Regions from separate parts of the Homo sapiens genome. Here region 1 is linked to region 2. Evidence: chromatin loops called from intact Hi-C (ENCODE). Cell type or tissue: OCI-LY7. All regions are shown on one strand. Each heading gives the region's core, and the rest is flanking DNA. Links, peaks and the distances in the headings are about the cores only. Region 1 overlaps IFTAP (intraflagellar transport associated protein). Region 2 holds the start of LOC107984325 (a long non-coding RNA gene).

Region 1 (11,614 bases), core at 4,392-9,391, 50 kb after region 2:
GGCACAGCCCAGAATCTGAAGTGGATGAAAGTCTGATTAGAGAGCCAGATGCCACTTCCTATAGTAATCCTGGTGAAATCCAAATGTGCCACCCAAGGGTTCGTCTCATCTTCTTCTGTTTCTGTTTTTCATCAGGGTCCTCTTCCACCCTTTCATCTTATCCCTAATGTTTCTTGCTTTGAAATAAGTGTCAGACATAATACGGTTTAGAAATCTAACAGCAATATTTCAGAGAACAAGTAGGTTATTGAGACCTGAAAAAGCGTTTCTTTGGGCATTTCTGAGTCAAAACTTCAATACAGATGAGACGAAAGTTTTTTTCTAAAGGTTTTTCGAGGTTTCATTATTCTGAAGCAATGGAATTTCAATTTCCTTTTGATACTAAACAGACAAGCTTCCAACAGATCTCCCTTACAAGGCCCCCACCACACCTATAGGGTCTAATTTCAGACCAAAGAAAAAGGTTACACACCTTGAAAAGGTTGAAACTTTTGATGTCTTGATAAATTAAACACTAACCACATATTGATTATACATCTTTCAGATAAAAGTGATTATTTTTAAAGAACTCAATTTTGAAAGAAACTTTTTTAAAAATTCAAATTAATCTGTACAAAAGCCAGACTAGTGCCCATGCAATGAGAAGCATTATCACACTTGCAGGAGAATTTTCACAGATCAGCACAACCAACATTAGAATTCACAACCAAATCTGCCAGCAACCTCGGAGTGTCTGTTCTTCCACACTCTGGTCAACAGCAATATAAATCAAGAGCATGTTCTCAGTTGAGAGGAGATATTGAATATATTGCTAGAAGGAAAGAAAAATTCATAGGGGGACAATTCTGTGCAACACTAGGCAATTGCAAAAATCCTTCTGCAAAGAGAATAGGGGATAAGCAATCATGCTTATAACAAGGTTGGGTACTCTGAAAGTCAGGGTGTGATTTTTGCATTACACTCCTTGCCTAGAGCAATGTTTCTCTGGACAATAATATTTGCTCTTGATTTGTCCAGCCAAACTACTTCACTCCACTGCTTCTTGATCACATGCTCCTTGTTATCTGGCCTCCCCTGGAGCGATAGTCGTTCGAACTAAATAAGCAATTTAAAAACCAATCAATCATAAATCAGAATAAATCCAAAGAAGCTAAATTCGGCAGACAAATGCTTTGTCTAAATTCCCTTTGCAGTGCTCTGAATTCCAACTGTTTTATGTTCCTCATTTGAAAGGGCACAGGGAGGAGAGGATTACCTCAGTCTGGCCAGTCAGGAATAACTGTGCTTTCCCTGAGGCTGGATGATAATTGACTCATTATTCACAGTCATAGCCATCAACCTGCCAAGGCACAAATGCACAACCCTGGTCTGGAAAAATGTGTGTGAAAAATGCCAGATGAGGGACACAATAGCAGTAAGTTGAAACTTTTGAAATGTCCAGTGTTAGGCACTTACAGAGAGAAAAATATGAACAGAGTGTAATGTTTCTGAAAGCTTATTTTCAGACAGAAAAAAAAATTCTGTGTGGTGGCTGAGTTACGGAGCTCATTCAATCCAAAAGTTATATTCTGGTCATCAACTATATGCAAGGTGACAAAGACAGTTAAGACTCAGTCCTTGTTGTCCTCACAGAGTTTACAAACTAGGAAGTTAAGCCATACATGCAAACCACCAAAAGAGAAGGCACCGATGGCAGATGATATAAGAGAGATAGAAACACAAAGAATGGTAAAATCATAATTGGTTTGGCAGAATCACAAAAGGCTTCACATAGGACTAAGGCATCTGAGCTGGGCTTTGAAAGATAGCTACAATTTCAACAGGTGAGCACTGTGAAGAGGTCATTTTACAAAGGGAAAATTCCATGAGCAAAGCCCTCAAGGTGGGAACACACAAGGCCTGAGTAAGAATCGCCGATTATTCCAGGAAGATTTGGGGACACATGGACGGGGTATATTTGGAGGGCCCGACAAAAACTCTGTACTTGACCTACATCCTGGGGAGTCACAATTAGAGCTGTGCTCTAAGAAGACAAATGGATAGAATGGATCAAAGTGGTTCAGGTACTAGAGACAAGAAAGTGTGGAGCTACCATAGTAACCCAGGTGAGAAGTAAAGGGAGCTTCAGCTATGGTGGCCTGAAGAAATTTAGAAAAAAAAAAAAAGAGTTCGCAAGTGAGTTCTCTTTTGTTTTTAAAACAAAAATGAAGGCACTATCTCCAACTGGTTATGTTTCCTCTCCAGATATCACAGAATCATCACGTTATCTTTCCACTGCAATCTGTACTATACTTTTACATATAATTTGGCATGCCCTAGATAACTTTTTTTTTAAACAATCTCTGTGATGGTGGGTGCAAATACAGCATGATAACAACCTGTCAAGTAGAAAACAGTTTGGTGCCAAGAGGCCACACATACCCATCCCATAAAATGAGCTTACCTTCCCAACTAACTTAGTCAAGACCACAAAAGAGGTGGCCCACACTGGGAACAGATGCAGCATATTTGAGCATAGCCTCCTACGGCTCCAGAATTCCTAACAGAGCAACAGCTGCTGGTGACAATATCAACACAAGGTAGAATCTGTTACATCCAAGTTTGTTTCTTTTTTGCACCACAGCCCTTTTCTACGTTAAACTTACAAGTCTATGCACAACTGATTTATTTTCTTAATAGGTAATATTTACAGACAAGCAGGATCCTCCTAGTTCTTGAGCCAAACCCAGGATCACAAGGACACATGCTTATCTGGTGAAGAACCCAGGGAGGATCTAAGTATCTAAGTATCCATGAACAATACCTCCACTTCCCCACAGCTTTACTGAGGTGTAATTTACACACCACAAAGCTCACTCATTTTAAGTGTACAATTCAATGATTTTTAGGAAGTATACAAAGTTGTACCACCATCACCACGATTCCATTTTTAGGTCATTCCATCACCCCAAAAAGGTGCCTGGAGCCCATCTGCAGTCACTCCCTGTTCCTACTCCCAACCACAGGCAACCATTAATCTATTTTTTGTTGCTATGTATTTATCTCTTCTAGATATTCCATACCAGTGGAATCATATGATATGTGGTCTTTTGAGCCTGACTTCTTTCTCTTAGCATAACCTTATTGAAGTTTGTCTGTTGGAGTATGCACTTCCCTTCTTATTGTCAAATAATAGTCCGTTGTATGAATAGTACCACATTTTATTTTTCCATTCACCAGTTGATAAACATTTGGAGTGTTTCCACATTCTGTACCCCCTTAATTATGATACTGAGTTTGACCTAAGGACTGTCATTACTAATCCAATTCCATGCTGCCCCACATGATGAAATAAAACCACAGGGTAACTATGCAGTTTAACTTCCCTCCACACCCAATGGTAGAAATGCTGATGCTCATTGAGGCTATAATTCTCTAATCACCTTATCTCCACCATACCATCAGAGTCCTAGGATCAGGTCACTCTCTATCACATGGCCTGTTTTCTTCAAATTTATATGAAATAATCTGAAATTACCTTCCTAAATTGTTCATTGCTTGTCTATTCCCACAAAAATGTATCCCTAAGGAGAGCAGGGATCTCACTGTCAGGAACTTACTCACAGTTCCTGTAAAGTAAAATGTTCATTCTCCACTCTAAAAGATGGGTAACAATTAAGATTGAAATGTAGATTTATATTCAGCCCTTCAACCAGGAAGTTCTACACTGAGAGTCCACTATGTGCTTAACACTCTGCCAGGCTGGAAAAAGAGTTAAGAAAATTATATGACATGGCCTCTGCTTATAAGAAACATATAATCTAGTCCCTTAAAATTTTTACTCACTCAAAGACATAACACTTTACATATCTTTCAGCTCACATTTCCATGTTTAAGAATGTATCCGAAAGAAATGATTAAGTACGTGGGTGAGGATTTCACTGCAAAGCCAAAAATGTCTGATCTATTCCCTTGAACATTTTTATTTAATCGAGGACATATATTTTTGCAGATTTTTGAACCAGCATTTCCATGGGTGGAAATGTATCCAAAGGCCATAAGTAAGAAGGGTGCAAAGACGCTAGTACTAAAATCAATCAACAAATAAACAAAGGCCAGAACCCTTGCAAGGACCTACAAAGCTATCCATGCCCGATCTTTCCCTACCTCCATGCCCTCTAACCTCAGCTTCCACACTCCTTTCACCGTTGCTCATGCAACTCCAGCCACACCGGCCTCCTTGCTGGTCCTCAGCTGGGCAGGTGCTGCTATGACCTGGCCTTTGCACTCGCTGTTCCCTGGGCCTCAAATATCTGCAGACTCACCTCATTCCAACTTTATTCAAATTTTACCTTCCCAGATCATACTATATAAAATTGCAACCCTAAATCCTCCTGCCAGCACTCATGATTCCCTATACTGTGCTCTGGTTGTTTTCCCCCTTTCTAGAATACAAATTTCAGTTTCCCCCTTCTAGAATACAATTTCTCTGAAGGCAATGATCTTTGTGTCTTTTGTTCACTTCTGTGAGTAACATTTAGCACATAGTAGATATTCAACAAACATTTACCAAATGAATGAGGGCGTGCAATGTAGCATCATTTGTAATAGCCAAAAATTAGAAATAATTCAAATGTCCCACAAAAAGAGAATGGCTAAACAAATATCCATACAAGTGAATACCAGGAAGTCATCAAAACACTGGTAAATGATATTTATTGCTATGAGGTGTTCATAATATAATGTTACATGAAAAAGCAAGTTACTTCTTATCTGTAGAGTGGTGAGGGGAAAAAAGCAAGTTACAGAAACTATGTGTAGCATAAGCCCACTTTCATAAAATAATTATAATAAATTTGCTGAATATATAAATGAATGAAAATATTAGGTTGAGCCTTTAAAATAATTCAGGTAATATAAATATAAATAAACATATTTATGTGCATTTTATATATTTTTTATTTAATCCTAATAACAACTTAATGAAGTAGAAGTTATTATATCTATTTTACACATGATAAAACTGAAGCTCAGAAATGTTAAGTAAGTTTCCCAAGACCACCTAGTTAGAAAGTAACAGAGTTTAGATTCAAATCTTGGTTGTCTCCAACTTCCATGTTCTTAACTAATAACTGAATACATATATACATATTAATAAACATAAAAAATTTCAGAAAGGATGTATACAACCATGGTTTATCTATAGGACAATAGACTCTGACTTTATTAGTTAACTGCATATAAGTTTGCCTACATAAAAAGACACCTAAAGTAACAACAGCTTAAACAAAGTGGAAGTTTATTTCTCGCTCATGCAACAGTAAGAGATATAGATAATCCAAGGATAATATGACCTTGCTCCACAAAGTCATCTGACCCAGGCTTCTATCTTTCTGCTCTGCCATGACTACAGCACCAACCTTCTCCACATGGTCCAGGATGACACCCCCCCACACCCTTGTTCCAAGCAATAGGATGAAGAAAAGGAAAAAGAAAGCACACACCTCACTTCTCTGTAATTAGCTAAGGCTGATTTCAGCTACCATATCAAGGAAGCACAAAAAATGGAGCAGCTCAAACAAGAATTTGATTTCTCTCTCATGTAACAGTTTAGGAAAGGTGGGTAGGCTTTGTTCCATGAAATGACCCAGGGATTCAGGCTGCTGGAGTTTTCTGTCATCGTAAGCACATGGCCTCCATGTCTGGGTCTAAAGGAGTTGTTGTAATGATTCCCAATTTCCAGCCAGGAGGAAAAGGATAAAAAGAAATAGTGCACGTGTCTTAAGGATATGACCCAGAAGTTGCACATACCAGTGCCCCTCACATCTCATTGACACAAACTTAGTCAAATGACTATACCCAGCTTCAAGGAAGACTAGGATGTAATCTTTATTTTGGCTGGCCATAGAGTAGATAAAAATTCTACTGCTATAGAAAGAGTATGTTATTGTTTTACTGTGGGTGTGTGGGTGTGAGTGTGTGCATGGGTGTGTGGGTGCTGGTACCTCTGAGTATTTTCTAATTTTTGTACTATGAACAAAAAAACTAAAAACTATACTTTTATTTGAAGAGGCAAAAAAGCATTTCTTCCAACGAAGTTTCTAATCCTCAATCTAGGGAGAATACCTACATGCATCTTCTTCCTTTTTAAAGTGGTTTTCCTGGAAATAATGAAGAAGGAGGAAAAAAATATATATATACACACATATATATACACACATATATATAATTTTACATTTTTTTCTATTGTAGGTCAAGATTCTCTTAATATTTAACTTTGATGTCCCTCTTTTAAATCACAAATAATTACCCTAATCATAAAATTCTACTCTTGCGTAAGTCTTTAAAACTACCAAGTACCTTCGTGTACGAAATATACAACAGAAAAGTTACCAGAAACAGCGAAATGATTGGAGGGGCATTTCCTGAAAGTACAGGCAATGAGATGCCTCCACAGCCTGTGTGGTCTCCCTAGTCTCTTGTCTGTGTACTTGCTAATGGCAAAACACTCACAGAGAACACAGTTCTGGCAGCAATAGACAGAAGTAGCAAGGACATTTCCCTGTGATGGAGTAGCTTTGACCTATGACACATGCACTACAATCCTTCAGACTTGGGACAGAACATGTGCCAAACTAAAGCCCACCCTAAAATTCTGTAAGCTATAATATCCTAGCCTCTGTATTAGCGATCAGCAAGATCACAGTAAAATTATTCCTATAACCCATCATCCTTTTTCACTGTCAAAATGCCTTTTAAATAATATACAATGGTGACATTCAACAAAAATGTCATATTTAAAGTAAAATAATTGTTCTTATGCTTTGAGTGGGGGGGGGAGTATCACAATTTCATGAAAGCTACAGACCTTATTCATAAAAAAATATAATATATACAAAAATGGACAAAAAGTGTTGAAAAATTCATTTATCTCCCTAAACTCCTCCCAGATTTCATTTAGAGTATTTTCTCAAAGCTGGTCTGAAAGTCAAAGTTTCTGATCTGCACACTAGTAGAACTACTGAATCTTGGGGCAAGATCCCTAGGAATCTACTTTTTAATAAGTACCTTCCAGGTGATTTGTACATAAGGTAAAATTCCCAAGTAAAGATTCCATGAAGTAAAATCTAACAATGATAATTAAAAAGAAGAATCTGATACTTCATCTTTGGTCAAAGCATGTAAATACATTTGCCTGATGATTGTGTGGAGACATAGTATTGCATCCATCCACCAGAGGCCAGTGTAGGATCATTCCCTGAATTGTACTCTTACACCATACAATATACCACGTACATGTACACAATACAATATGTACTATACATAGTTGGTTTTAACTACTTCAAGAAATGGGGTATAAACAACTAACACTGTAGACAATATTTTACATTTTTTATATTTACATTCAAGATTCCTTTCATATTTAACCTTGATGTTTTTCTCTTTCGTATCAGAGAAATAGAACCCCAATCATAAAACTTTACACATGAGTAAGTCTTTAAAATTTACCAAATACTTTCATGTGTATTTCATCTGATTCTCACCACAACCATTTGAGACATACCAAACAGGCAGAATTAGCCCTGATTTACAGATTCAGAGAGTAAGTGACAGGCCTGTGGTCTTAAGAAATTAGTATATGCCTGGACTAGTACCCAGGTCTTCTGAATCCAAGGATTGAAGTGTCCCTTCCCATTACACTGGCCCTGCCCGTAACAAAATGAGAACTATAAAAGCAACATAGTAAATTATTTATAAAACTAAATATCTGCAACCTAAAAGATTTTCCTTCACCGTAAGATCATGTCCTATTGCCTACCACAAAAAGTTGCATTTACTTAAGGCAACCTCTTTAACTCACCTACACTGGAGAAAGTTAGGAGGAGTAATTTTTCCCTCTTTTTTAAAAAGTAAATACTTCTTAGAAGAAGTTTTCAAACTTTCTAAAGTAGAATAACATCTGCTGAACACATTTGTAAGAATATAGGACTCAAACATTGGCATGTTGGATTAGAGCAGTTCAAGAGGAGACTTAAATTATATATGTCTTTCACATTCTCTCATTTTATCAGGAAACTCCAGGAGAGCCTTCACAAAAAAAAAAATAAAAAATAGAACAAGAGCTTAAAGTAAAATAAGAAGGAAAAAGTCTGAAAATCCACTGTTCTAATCATTCTTATTGTTATTTTATTAACTCATAGGCTGTTTATTCAATCTAAAACTGAGACCCCAAAACCAATGGCAATATTCTGGATATGATGTTCATCAATACTATGCAAATAGTTAATATTGCCTTGCCAAATCAACCTCTAACTATACAATCTATAAACATATAGATTGCTATTCTGCCTTCACACATTTAGAGCATTTGGGAATCACACCATCCTTTATAAGCAGATTGCAATAGGAATGACATATCAGCTGATGAATTCTTCTAGGGTAGGGACCCTGTTTTGTTCATCTGAGTATTCCCAGATTCTAGCTCAATGCTTAAAACACAGAAGGAATCATCAATACTGAAATGACCTCAACATTAGCAAGAAGACCTGGATTGACACTATAATTAGGGACTAAACTCAACACTCAGATGACTCCCTACAACCCCAATCTTCTAAACAGTAGTTCATATACAACAAAATTGAATGCAAAAGGCAAATTAAGTCTGGAAAACACATGAAAATGATATAATGATTCCTCTCTGTGCTAAGGATGCAATGAACTGCAAGAAGAGTAAGCTGATGGGCGTCACTTAAATGTACCTCCTCTGGAACGAATCCAAATTAAGGAAAAAAAAGACACTAAAAATCATATACTAGACAGATTGTGGTTTGATTTTCATATAAGAGTTTGGTTAAAATAAAGTTTCCTGTTTGTATCCCTTTGGGTTTAGCTGACCATTTCAAAGAAAATATTATTGTTTCACGGCTAAAAGAACATTTTGCTAAAACCATTCAGATCTGAAACATGCCCATTCAATTGAATCAAAGGACACTGTCTTATGACCACCTCAGTTTTGAGTGGAACAATTTACCCTTTCCCTTCAAGTAATGATACACTTAGCAACAACGAATAAAAATAATGTCTCAAGTTAAAGAGAAATGCATATAAAACAAATATGCACCCACTTAATATTGTTTAAATTGGCTATTTAAAGATTGATAATGACCACCTTAAAAGTTTATTTAACTATTAGTAGTTCTCTTTCATTCTGTAAAAGTTTAAAATCCCATTTGTCTACAAAAGTTCAACTCTCTAATTTATATGTATACATAAAATATATCAAATATAAATAAATTGAAAAGATGTGTATCTTTTCAAGTAAATCAAACAATTTCATTCTTTTCAAAGAATCAAAGAAAATGATTCTTTTATGTGTATGAAAAATACATATTTTTAATTCCCATGTCTTCACTGAGAACGCATATTAGAAAAGGTAATTATTGGAACAAAATACTGTGCATTAAAAACACTGCCAAAAATAAATTTAATGATTATAATTCAAAATGTCATGCACATTTAAATACATTTTCTTTCCTTATCCAATTACATGTAAACTCCAGCAGTCACAAAAAACAAATGATTATCTATGAACCAAATATTCATGTTGAAATGAATATGAATTATAACAACTTCAGCTGAAGGTTTATGCTAATATATCTAAAACAAAATGGCTTGATCAGCTCAAAATCTGTCATAATTTGAAAGGGGAAATTTCCTTCTGCAATTGAACCAGCAATTTTTGTGTGTTTCATAATTTGTCAATTTGTTCCCTAAGTGTAGTGATTTAGTGATGACAAAAGAAATAGGGAAACAAATGAAAATTGCTTAATTACAGCTTGCAGATGTTCCCCCAAAGAGAAAAAACAGGTTAATGCTGCTGATGCTGTTTCCTCCACAGGACTCTGCTATAAATTAGTTCACTTCATTCAATATTTTTTTCCTTCAGTGTTCTATGTGATGTTTGATGTTATGTTGTGATAAAGAGATTACATACACATAGTTACTGAATTTATGTTCAATATAAAACTATCAACATTTTTTCTTACACTTTTATTCTTTTTGGCAATACTAAAAAACACATCAATAAAAAGCTTTAAAATAACACCGCTTCCTTACTCGCTCCCTTGGGATGCAAGATTAATTAATTTTTTTAATTGCCTAGTTACTTTTATTAGCAAGTCCTTATATGACGTCTTCTGCAAATTTCTCTCAAGGTAACATTATCCCCATGGCCTATGTCTTCAGTTAAAGTAAGTTTATTGCTATTTGCCATGATATTTTCAATTATCTTCTCTTTACTGTTAAATTCACATTTGCAAAAGCGCTTCCCGAGTTGCCTTTTTTTTCTTAATGTGGCTAACGTTAAAAAGGAAACAGAAAGGCACTGCAAATGGCCTGTGAACTAAAAACACCACTCAATATTCAGTAGGGAATTAAATGACTGATAACAACGGCACTGAAAATGTGGCTTCAGTGCCACCTGGAAGCATAAAGCTGGTCAGTTCGTTTCCAACTTCCTCTGACAGGCAATCTGCCAGATGCAAGGGTATCAAAACAATGTTAAGCCCTCTGGTCTCTATCTAACACATGACAGAAAATAACTGCAAAAGGCTACACAGCAAGGATTATTTTTCTTGTTGTGTTTTCTTTTATGAGAGAAAGCTGTTTTTATGCTCTACTGAAATTCCTTTCCTGCTCTGAAATTGGTAAGAGGGACAGCTGCTTTCTATATTTTTCTCTCTGGTATTTTTCTACAGCAGATTTTAAATTCATTCTTCAGATTGGGAAAAGCCTCTCTTTGCACCCTCATGGAAATTTAAAGATGCATTGCTAATATTCAAATTCAAAATAGCTTTGGGGACCAAGATGATACGTCAACTTCGGAAATGTGTTGTTTTATGTGCTGTCACCGGTTTCATTTTTAATTACATTTTTTAGAAGCTGTCAAGTATGAGTAGTGATATTCTTTTGGCTGAAATGACAACTCAAAATTTATCAGTCCAGAAATGTAAACCAAATCCCAACCCAAGATTCTAAGCTCTTGACAGAACGAACGCTCAATAAAGAAAAAAAAAATTAAAAGACTCCTGAAATGAGAACTGTGTAACTTTGAAGAAGTCACTTGGCCTCTGTGGGCCTCAGTATCTCCCAGGCAAAATACCTGTGACTCTTCCTTGACTCTTTCTTCTCCTTAATCCTCTGCCAGTACCCTGTTACTAAGTGCTGTCAGTCATTCCTTCACTGGCAGCGTCTCCTAGGCCCTTTTGCTTTCCATTTTCTCCCCAACTACCCTAGTCCAGACCTCCAGCAACGTACTTCTCCTTAGCCCTCAGCTAGTCTCCCTGACTCCAGATGTTTCTCTACTTCTTCTTTGCTCTACCTTTCAAAATCACGAGCAATGTGTATTAATGGGTTTTGTTTGTTTGTTTTAAAATTCTACTATGGTTCCCAATTACATAGTATATCAAAATCCAAACTTGAGCATCATTACACAGCCTCCTTCTCAGGCTCTCCCTTCTGTGCCATCCACTAAATGTGGGTGTTCCTCAGGCTTGTACCTAAGGCCCTCCTGTCTGCCAGCCTGTCATTCTGTATTCTCTTCTTTTCTTTTCACTGCATTTATTCAACCAATATT
Region 2 (11,614 bases), core at 3,787-8,786:
TATCATTGATGGACATTTGGGCTGGTTCCAAGTCTTTGCTATTGTGAATAGTGCTGCAATAAACATACGTGTGCCTCTGTCTTTATAGCAGCATGATTTATAATCCTTTGGGTATATACCCAATAATGGGACGGCTGGATCAAATGGTATTTCTAGTTCTAGATCCTTGAGGAATCACCACACTGTCTTCCACAATCACTGAACTAGTTTACAGTCCCACCGACAGTGCAAAAGTGTTCCTATTTCTCCACATCCTCTCCAGCATCTGTTGTTTCCTGACTTTTTAATGATCGCCATTCTAACTGGTGTGAGATGGTATCTCATTGTGGTTTTGATTTGCATTTCTCTGATGGCCAGTGATGATAAGCATTTTTTCATGTGTCTGTTAGCTGCATAAATATCTTCTTTTGAGAACTGTCTGTTCATATCCTTTGCCCAATTTTTGATGGGGTTGTTTGATTTTTTCTTGTAAGTTTGTTTAAGTTATTTGTAGATTCTGGATATTAGCCCTTTGTCAGATTGGTAGATTGTAAAAATTTTCTCCCACTCTGTAGGTTGCCTGTTCACTCTGAGGGTAGTTTCTTTTGCTGTGCAGAAGCTCTTTAGTTTAATTAGATCCCATTTGTCAATTTTGGCTTTTGTTGCCATTGCTTTTGGTGTTTTAGTCATGAAGTCCTTGCCCATGCCTATGTCCTGAATGGTATTGCCTAGGTTTTCTTCTAGGGTTTTTATGGTTTTAGGTCTAATATTTAAGTCTTTAATATATCTTGAATTAATTTTTGTATAAGGTGTAAGGAAGTGATCCAGTTTCAGCTTTCCACATATGGCTAGCCAGTTTTCCCAGCACCATTTATTTAATAGGGAATCCTTTCCCCATCTCTTGTTTTTGTCAGGTTTGTCGAAGATCAGATGGTTGTAGATGTGTGGTATTATTTCTGAGGGCTCTGTTCTGTTCCATTGGTCTATATCTCTGGTTTGGTACCAGTACCATGCTGTTTTGGTTACTGTAGCCTTGTAGTATAGTTTGAAGTCAGGTAGCATGATGCCTCCAGCTTTGTTCTTTTGGCTTAGGATTGACTTGGCAATGCAGGCTCTTTTTTGGTTCCATATGAACTTTAAAGTAGTTTTTTCCAATTCTGTGAAGAAAGTCATTGGTAGCTTGATGGGGATGGCATTGAATCTATAAATTACCTTGGGCAGTATGGCCATTTTCACGATATTGATTCTTCCTATCCATGAGCATGGAATGTTCGTCCATTTGTTTGTGTCCTCTTTTATTTCATTGAGCAGTGGTTTGTAGTTCTCCTTGAAGAGGTCCTTCACATCCCTTGTAAGTTGGATTCCTAGGTATTTTATTCTCTTTGAAGCAATTGTGAATGGGAGCTCACTCATGATTTGATTCTCTGTTTGTCTGTTATTGGTATATAAGAATGCTTGTGATTTTTGCACATTGATTTTGCATCCTGAGACTTTGCTGAAGTTGCTTATCAGCTTAAGGAGATTTTGGGCTGAGATGATGGGGTTTTCTAAATATACAATCATGTCGTCTGCCAACAAATATTTATTAGCAAGACTAATAAAGAAGAAAAGAGAGAAGAATCAAATAGATGCAATAAAAAATGACAAAGGGGATATAACCACCGATCCCACAGAAATACAAACTACCATAAGAGAATACTATAAACACCTCTATGCAAATAAACTAGAAAATCTAGAAGAAATGGATAAATTCCTGGACACATACACCCTCCCAAGACTAAACCTCTTTTCATAATTTAATACCATTTATTTCTTTCTCCTGCCTGATTGCCCTGGCCAGAACTTCCAACACTATGTTGAATAGAAGTGGTGAGAGAGGGCATCCCTGTCTTGTGCCAGTTTTCAAAGGGAATGCTTCCAGTTTTTGCCCATTCAGTATGATATTGGCTGTGGGTTTGTCATAAATAGCTCTTATTATTTTGAGATACGTCCCATTAATACCTAATTTATTGAGAGTTTTTAGCATGAAGGGCTGCTGAATTTTGTCAAAGGCCTTTTATGCATCTATTGAGATAATCATGTGGTTTTTCTCGTTGGTTCTGTTTATATGATGGATTGTGTTTATTGATTTGCGTATGTTGGACCAGCCTTGCATCCCAGGGATGAAGCCCACTGATCATGGTGGATAAACGTTTTGATGTGCTGCTGGATTTGGTTTACCAGTATTTTACTGAGGATTTTTGCGTCGATGTTCATCAGGGATATTGGTCTAAAATTCTCTTTTTTTGTTGTGACTCTATCAGGCTTTGGTATCAGGATGATGTTGGCCTCATAAAATGAGCTAGGGAGGATTCCCTCTTTTTCTATTGATTGGGATAGTTTCAGAAGGAATGGTACCTGTTCCTCCTTGTACCTCTGGTAGAATTCGGCTGTGAATCCATCTGGTCCTGGACTTTTTGTGGTTGGTAAGCTATTAATTATTTCCTCAATTTCAGAGCCTGTTATTGATCTATTCAAGGATTCAACTTCTTCCTGGTTTAGTCTTGGGAGGGTATATGTGTCCAGGAATTTATCCATTTCTTCTAGATTTTCTAGTTTATTTGCGTAGAGGTGTTTATAGTATTCTCTGATGGTAGTTTGTATTTCTGTGGGATTGGTGGTTATATCCCCTTTATCATTTTTTTATTGCATCTATTTGATTCTTCTCTCTTTTCTTCTTTATTAGTCTTGCTAGCAGTCTATCAATTTTGTTGATTTTTTCAAAAAATCAGCTCCTGGATTCATTGATATTTTGAAGGGTTTTTTGTGTCTCTATCTCCTTCAGTTCTGCTCTGATCTTAGTTATTTCTTGCCTTCTGCTAGCTTTTGAATGTGTTTGCTCTTGCTTCTCTAGTTCTTTTAATTGTGGTGTTAGGGTGTCAGTTTTAGATCTTTCCTGCTTTCTCTTGTGGGCATTTAGTGCTATAAATTTCCCTCTACACACTGCTTTAAATGTGTCCCAGGCCGGGCGCGGTGGCTCATGCCTGTAATCCCAGCACTTTGGGAGGCCGAGGCGGGTGGATCATGAGGTCAGGAGATCGAGACCATCCTGGCTAACAAGGTGAAACCCCGTCTCTACTAAAAATACAAAAAATTAGCCGGGCGCGGTGGCGGGCGCCTGTAGTCCCAGCTACTCGGGAGGCTGAGGCAGGAGAATGGCGTGAACCCGGGGAAGCGGAGCTTGCAGTGAGCCGAGATTGCGCCACTGCAGTCCGCAGTCTGGCCTGGGCGACAGAGCGAGACTCCGTCTCAAAAAAAAAAAAAAAAAAAAAAAAAAAAAAAATGTGTCCCAGCGATTCTGGTATGTTGTGTGTTTGTTCTCATTGGTTTCAAAGAACATCTTTATTTCTGCCTTCATTTCGTTATGTACCCTGTAGTCATTCAGGAGCAGGTTGTTCAGTTTCCATGTAGTTGAGTGGTTTTGAGTGAGTTTCTTAATCCTGAGTTCTAGTTTGATTGCACTGTGGTCTGAGAGACAGTTTTTTATAATTTCTGTTCTTTCACATTTGCTGAGGAGTGCTTTACTACCAACTATGTGGTCAATTTTGGAAAAAGTACGATGTGGTGCTGAAAAGAATGTATATTCTGTTGATTTGTGGTGGAGAGTTCTGTAGCTGTCCATTGGGTCCGCTTGGTGTAGAGCTGAGTTCAAGTCCTGGATATCCTTGTTAACTTTCTGTCTCGTTGATCTGTCTAATGTTGACAGTGGGGGTGTTAAAGTCTCCCATTATTATTGTGTGGGAGTCTAAGTCTCTTTGTAGGTCTCCAAGGACTTGCTTTATGAATCTGGGTGCTCCTGTAATGGGTGCATATATATTTAGGATAGTTAGCTCTTCTTGTTGAATTGATCCCTTTACCATTATGTAATGGCCTTCTTTGTCTCTTTTGATCTTTGTTGGTTTAAAGTCTGTTTTATCAGAGACTAGGATTGCAACCCCTGCTCTTTTTTGTTTTCCATTTGCTTGGTAGATCTTCCTCCATCCCTTTAGTTTAAGCCTATGTGTGTCTCTTCACGTGAGATGGGTCTCCTGAATACAGCACACTGATGGGTCTTGATTCTTTATCCAATTTGCCAGTCTGTGTCTTTTAATTGGAGCATTTAACCCATTTACATGTAAGGTTAATATTGTTATGTGTGAATTTGATCCTGTCATTATGATGTTAGCTGGTTATTTTGCTCATTAGTTGATGCAGTTTCTTCCTAGAATCAATGGTCTTTACAATTTGGCATGTTTTTGCAGTGGCTGGTACCAGTTGTTCCTTTCCATGTTGAGTGCTTCCTTCAGGAGCTCTTGTAAGGCAGGCCTGTTGGTGACAAAATCTGTCAGCATTTGCTGGTCTGTAAAGGATTGTATTTCTCCTTGACTTATGAAGCTTAGTTTGGCTGGATATGAAATTCTGGGTTGAAAATTCTTTTCTTTAAGAATGTTGAGTATTGGCCCCCACTCTCTTCTGGCTTGTATAGTTTCTGCTGAAAGATCCGCTGTTAGTCTGATGGGCTTCCCTTTGTGGGTAACCCCACCTTTCTCTCTGGCTGCCCTTAACATTTTTTCCTTCATTTCAACTTTGGTGAATCTGACAATTATGTGTCTTGGAGTTGCTCTTCTTGAGGAGTATCTCTGTGGCGTTTTCTGTATGTCCTGAATTTGAATGTTGGCCTGCCTTGCTAGGCTGGGGAAGTTCTCCTGGATAATATCCTGAAGAGTGTTTTCCAGCTTGGTTCCATTCTCCCCGTCATTTTCAGGTACACCAATCAGACGTAGATTTGGTCTTTTGACATAGTCCCATATTTCTTCGAGACTTTGTTCATTTCTTTTTACTCTTTTTTCTCTAAACTTCTCTTCTCACTTCATTTCATTCATTTGATCTTCAGTCACTGATACCTTTTCTTCCACTTGATTGAATCAGCTACTGAAGCTTGTGCATGTGTCATGTAGTTCTCGTGCCATGGTTTTTAGCTCCATCAGGTCATTTAAGGCCTTCTCTATGCTGTTTATTCTAGTTAGCCATTCGTCTAATCTTTTTTCAAGGTTTTTAGCTTCTTTACGATGGGTTTGAACACCCTTCTTTAGCTTGGAGAAGTTTGTTATTACCGATTATCTGAAGCCTTCTTCTCTTAACTCGTCAAAGTCATTCTCTATCCAACTTTGTTCTGTTGCTGGCGAGGAGCTGCATTCCTTTGGAGGAGGAGAGAGAGACTCTCTGATTTTTAGAATTTTCCGCTTTTCTGCTCTGGTTTCTCCCCATCTTTGTGTTTTTATCTACCTTTGGTCTTTGATGATGGTGATGTACAGATGGGGTTTTGGTGTGGATGTCCTTTCTGTTTATTAGTTTTCCTTCTAACAGTCAGAACCCTCAGCTGCAGGTCTGTTGGAATTTGCTGGAAGTCCAGTTTTGCCTGGGTATCACCAGTGGAGGTGGCAGAACAGTAAATATTGCAGAACGGCAAATGTTGCTGCCTGATCGTTCCTCTGGAAGCTTCATCTCAGAGGGGCACCCGGCTGTATGAGATGTCAGTCGGCCCCCTACTGGGAGGTGTTTCCCAGTTAGGCTACTCAAGGGTCAGGGACCAACTTGAGGAGGCGGTCTGTCCGTTCTCAGATATCAAACTCCATGCTGGGAGAACCACTACTCTCTTCAAAGCTGTCAGACAGGGACGTTTAAGTCTGCAGAAGTTTCTGCTGCCTTTTGTTCAGCTATGCCCTGCCCGCAGAGGTGGAGTCTACAGAGGCACACCAGGCCTCCTTGAGCTGCAGTGGGCTCCACCCAGTTCAAGCTTCCCAGAGGCTTTGTTTACTTACTCAAGCCTCAGCAATGGTGGATGCCCCTCCCCCCACCTCACTTCCACCTTGCAGTTCGATCTCTGTTAGCTGTGCTTGCAGTGGGGGAGGCTCCATGGACGTGGGACCCTCCAAGCCACGCATGGGATATAATCTCCTGGTGTGCCATCTGCTAAGACCATTGGAAAAGCCCAGTATTAAGGTGGAAGTGTCCCAATTTTCCAGGTACTGTCTGTCATGGCTTCCCTTGGCTAGGAAAGGGAATTCCCCAACCCTTTGCACTTCCCGGGTGAGGCAATGTCCCACCCTGCTTCAGCTCACACTCTGTGGGCTGCACCCACTGTCCGACAAGCCCCAGTGAGATGAACCCAATACCTCAGTTGGAAATGCAGAAATCACCCATTTTCTGTGTCGCTCACGCTGGGAGCTGTAGACTGTAGCTGTTCCTATTCAGCCATCTCGGAACCTCTAAAAATAATTTCTTAATAACTCCTGTATTATTTCCCCCCTCTACAGACATAAACTTAACTGCCGTTAGGGGGTATTGGATGACGATTCTTTCTGGCTACTTCCTGCTAAAAAGGGGCATCTTGTTGGAGGACAGTGGTTGGGCCTCCTCTTGAGGTCAATCTAAGTGTTCTCAGAAGAATGGTGTGTCCATGTGTGGCTCTGTCTGCAGCACCATTTGGGGTTTGATTGCTTCTAGGTGAAAAGAGATAAATTTTACAAGGAGGTTTAAAATATAGGATTAGAATATGAGTATCGAGATTACCACTGTTAATGGAGGGCCTATAGACCATAACTATGACAGTAGAGTTTGATACCTGTTAGTTACACCAATGGATTGTAATACCAGTTTGCCTCCACTAGATGTCGCTGTACATAATCAGAAACATTCATATAAAAGTAACATTCCTTTTAGGAAAAGTGGCATTGGATTGGGTGGCTAGAATAACTTTAGTGTTAACCTTGGCTACATTTTTCCTGCAATTATCAATCCTTTCATGACTTCCACAGAAAATCTCTTTCCTTTATAACCTTTGCATAACCAGGATGTGACATATTACCAAACCCAATAAGAAGTTCTAGCAAACTCAGTGATAGTAAAACTTTCATGCTTCCCTTTTGTTGGCAGCTATTATCCCTACTATAAGGATAATAATTAAGCAAAAAATATTGCAGCAATGGAAACTCTCCGTCCAATATTTCAATTAAAAGGTGCTACCGGCCAGGCGTGGTGGCTCATGCCTGTAATCCCAGCACTTTAGGAGGCCGAGGTGGGCGGATCACCTGAGGTTGGGAGTTCGAGACCAGCCTGACCAACATGGGAAAACCCCGTCTCTACTAAAAATAAAAAAGTAGCCGGGTGTGATGGCGCATGCCTATAATCCCAGCTACCAGGGAGGCTGTGGCAGGAGAGAATCGCTTCAACCCGGGAGATGGAGGTTGCAGTGAGCCGAGATCCCGCCATTGCACTCCAGCCTGGGCAACAAGAGCGAAACTGAGCCTCAAAAAAACAAAACAAAACAAAACAAAAAACAGTGCTACTGTGTATAGCTCTACTACAAATAGTAGAGTGAGTAGAGCAATTCCTGCAAGTGTGGTGTAAGTAGATAATTTCCATCTAAAATTTTACTTGCTAAGATATAGAATTTCCCTTTGGGGATCTATAAAGTTCCTTGGTTCTATTTCCCTAAACAAAGAAACCTCTGAGTTATGGGCACCCTATTCACTCTCATTACCTGGCAGAATTTACAGGATAATTGCCCAGAACTAGCATATTGATCTAGATTTTCACATTACCTATGCCTTTTTGTTTCTTCCAAGCTGCAGGAGATCACCACTTGATTCACAGGAATAAGCAGGGTTAGTCTAAAATGTAGGCAAAAAGCTGAAAAACAATTAATGAGACTATGATTTAATGACAAATGTATGATAAGCTTTGGAGCATAATGATAAGCTTTAGAGCATAGTTTCTCTCTCTAGTCCCCATTTTTGGTAAAAGCAAATTATGATAGTATTGTGTTGTTTGTAGAATAAACTTTAGTTTTATATTTGGCCTGATTATTTGCATAAAGTACAGTAAGAATAATTATTTCTATGTAAGCCTTTTGGATTGGCTTTGATGGCACTCTGTTTCAAAAGGAATCTCAGATAAGACCTCTTAAAGCCCAGCCATGAGTTTTTATCCTGTGAGTCCCAAGATAAACTTGGAGCTCCTGGACCTGTTAGAAAGTGACATTCTTTACTGACCACAGATTAGGAACCCTGTGCGGGGACTGTGTAGACAAGGGATGAGGCCAGTTCTCCCCAAGAGGCTTTTATCGGCACTGGAAGTAAAGATAGACTCTTAAAGGGAAGCATACCCTTTCGGTCAAAGCCTTGGTAAAATAACTAGCTTTTCCAGTTGTGTCCTGTTGAAAAAGAAAAATGGATCTTATTGCACTGATGCAAACAACTATATTTCCATAAGTTAAGAGTACTCACAGGCAGTTTCCAACTTCTAGAGGAACCAGGCAGACAGAAACAAACGTGCTCCAAATTTTGTTTGCAGGAGTATACCTTACTCAATTATTAAAGGCCATAAATAGTTTAAAATAAGTTTTCTTAACTCTGAAAAACAAAACAAGGATCAGCAACATTCCAAGTAAAAGTCAAAAAGGTTGCTTTAACTTTCTGAGTGCAGTCCATTTAGTTAACTCTTGTATTGCTTGACATTCGTGAACATTTCAGTTCTTCATGAGTCCCACACATTCTTTCTCTATTCCAATGTTACAATCTTCAAGGCTATTAAAAACTCACATTTGAGAACACCTGTTCAAGTTTTATAGCTTGATTATAACCTATCTTTTAAGAAGGAACAAAGCAAGACAAAATGGTCTTTGAATGACAAAATTTCCAGGATAGTTACAGTTAAAAACATGACTGACAGGCTGGGCATGGTGGCTTATGCCTGTAATCCCAGCACTTTGGGAGGCCAAGGCAGGCTGATCACGAGGTCAGGAGATCGAGACCATCCTGGCTAACATGGTGAAACCCCGTCTCTACTAAAAATACAAAAAATTAGCCAGGCATGGTGGTGGGTGCCGGTAGTCTCAGCTACTCAGGAGGCTGAGACAGGAGAATGGCATGAACACGGGAAGTGGAGCTTGCAGTGAGCCAAGATCACGATACTGCACTCCAGCCTAGGCAACAGTGTGAGACTCCATCTCAAAAAAAAAAAAAAAAAAAAGACTGACAAAGAAATTTAGTTATCTCCATGGCTTATAACTTTACCCCTAATTACTATTGATAGCATATATTTAGACATTAAAATTTTAGAAATCCCATACAATTTTGGAACATATGTTAGTATTATTCATCAAAATATAACTTAAAGAAGATTGGACATCGTTTTGGCAATTTCATGTGACAAAACATGTCAAATAATCCTGTTCACCTCTTTTCTGAATGTTTCAGGGGCCCTCTGAACCATCCAGAAAGCCAGGCATCAGGAAAGACAATTTTGAAACTTAAAGTTTGATTTTTGGGTGCCTGTTAAATGTTAGAGGTTTAAAACACTTGATGTTATGAAATAGAATTCCAAATTGCCATAAATTATTTATTTTGCCAAAACGATGACTCAAAAAGCAAAAATTTTTATTATCCTTTATTATTACATGAAAATCCTGTTTAAGCAAAATTTTACCCTTGCATTAATTTACTGATATCAATCCCAATTTCTTTAAATGGAAGCTTATAGATGATTCCATCTAATCTTAACCAATTTGACCATGAGGTGAAATCTTTACAAGCCCTTTATAACCTCTTTTACTAACGGGCAGATTAGTGTCTTAAGACACCCTTGTTGTGCTTTTATTTCAATGCTCAATTTATGAAAAGACCATGTAATATGCTTTTGAATTTAGTTAGGTTTACACATTTTTGCAAGATTAATTTTTACAATCTTTCCACAACTTACTTAAACATTTAGCTTTATCTTATTAAATGTAAGATAATCCCTTATTCCTGGGCAAAATTTGGATTTCCATGCTTTCTTATAATCTTTTACTAAAAAACACATTTCACTGTTTTTATATGCCTTGAATGTAAAACTGTTTAATGATCTCAAATACATGTTGCACTCTTAACTCTTAGCAACTTTTATTTTTGGTGAAAAGCCTGGTTAGTAAGTGTTTTTAATTGTTGTTGTGTTTCTTGAGACAGAGTCTTGCTGTCGCCCAGGCTGGAGCGCAGTGGCACGATCTCAACTCACTGCAACCTCCACCTCCTGGGTTCAAGCAATTCTCCTGCTTCAGCCTCCCTAGTAGCTGGGATCACAAGCACCCGCCACCATGCCCAGCTAATTTTTGTATTTTAGTAGAGACAGGGTTTCACCATGTTGGCCAGGCTGGTCTCGAACTCCTGACCTCAAGCAATCCACCTACCTAGGCCTCCCAAGTGCTGGAATTACAGGCATGAGCCACCGCACCCAGCCAGTAAGTGATTTTAGTTATGTACCAGCTTAAATATTAAAGTCACACGAACTAAAAAATATTTCAGTGCTTATTTTTTCTTTAAGCCAATTAATTGGAGCTCTTTTTATAGACATCACACAAAACACATACACAGCGACACAGACAGAAGATTCAGCACTTGTAAGATTTTTATTTGACGCTTTCATAACTGGATTACTGGCTTCAGGGTGGAGCCCTTGGAGGAACAGGGCCGGGATGGCATGCATCTTTAGGGACTAATAAGCAAGCACAGCCACAGGTAAAGACAGATCTGGAAAATTAAGGATGCCTTTTTATGCTGGATTTTTGGATCCCCAAAAGGAGGGAGAGCCATCTTTTAAAGAGTGTATTTCTTACTTAATTATTACACACCAAAGCTCTCTCCTAATGTGAAGTAATTTGATACCCCCAAAACTCAAAATGGCCAGATAACACAAGGCAAAACAGAACAGAGCCTTTGATTTTGAGAGGGAAGTATCTGCTTTTAATTCCTGGGGTTTCATGAGGAAAACAGAGGTTTTTTTCCCAAAACAATGTCTGTGGCACCTCCTCTGTTTTCCCACGGAGTCCCATGCTACCAGAAGTTATCTTAGGGCCTCTCATGTATGCATTAAGTGTGGCAAGACAAAAAACGGAGAAAAATAATTCAGTAGACTGAGAAGAAAAAAACCTTTTTCCAGAAAAACAAGATCCAAGAAGCGAAAACCATAAAGGCCTTTTAAATATACCTATAACTTGAATATCCACTTTTGATTAAGCTGAGTGCTGTTTAAGAAAATCCTTTTAAATCCCTTGTTACTCTACTTTAGCCACGCCAAGCAGTTAAGATTTTTCAGCTTTTGAACTTTACAAAAAGTAACCTCACAGGTGAAACCAACAAACCTTAATTAGGTTATGATTAACCACAGGTGTACAAGATATCTTCAAAGTGGGTGACAGGCAATTTTTGAAACCATCATTGCAAAATTGTCACTGAGACACTGAAAGAGATTCAACCCAACCAACTCCATTTTGTTTCCAGCCCCTAAGTCGTCCTTGCGCATCCCTGGGAGTGGGCCGAACCAATTTTGGGAGGAGCCTGATTTACAGTTTATAGTCTAAAACAAAGATGATAACAGCCACTTCATCATATATACTTCCTTCTTGCCTGGGGACCAGACCAAGAAACTAGCCACAAGATTAAAAACCATGGCCCAGGAGCCAAGCAGCTGGAGGCTACAAAACTCCGATCCTCCATCAGCTGCTCTCAAGATCAGTGCTTAAGATATTTTGTAAGCCCTACCCTTGAGCTGGCACCACCCAAATCAATAAAGTGGCTTA

The links. A loop is a pair of places that touch in the nucleus more often than their neighbours do. Peaks named below come from ENCODE experiments on the same cell type or tissue, not always from the same donor. Only the 100,000 strongest peaks of a DNase experiment are listed, where the experiment ranks them.
Region 1: a loop joins it to region 2, with 2.1 times the contacts of the local background. A loop is called at or near these places in 3 of 110 quality-filtered maps.

What each region holds. Positions count from the first base shown.
Region 1 is chr11:36,618,561-36,630,174 of GRCh38, reverse strand. All of the region lies in intron 2 of IFTAP (intraflagellar transport associated protein), which reads right to left. Among named protein-coding and RNA genes, the nearest start is that of RAG2, 26 kb to the right of the region's middle. In OCI-LY7, for the core only: a CTCF peak has its summit at 7,197 (motif pointing right); no DNase peak of the experiment used is centred there.
Region 2 is chr11:36,668,073-36,679,686 of GRCh38, reverse strand. It overlaps LOC107984325 (a long non-coding RNA gene), which reads right to left and starts at 8,798. Exons shown (of 3, transcript XR_001748186.1): 1 at 8,165-8,798; 2 at 7,602-7,689; 3 at 6,225-6,500. In OCI-LY7, for the core only: CTCF peaks have their summits at 6,470 and 6,671 (motif pointing right); a DNase peak (open chromatin) is centred at 6,676.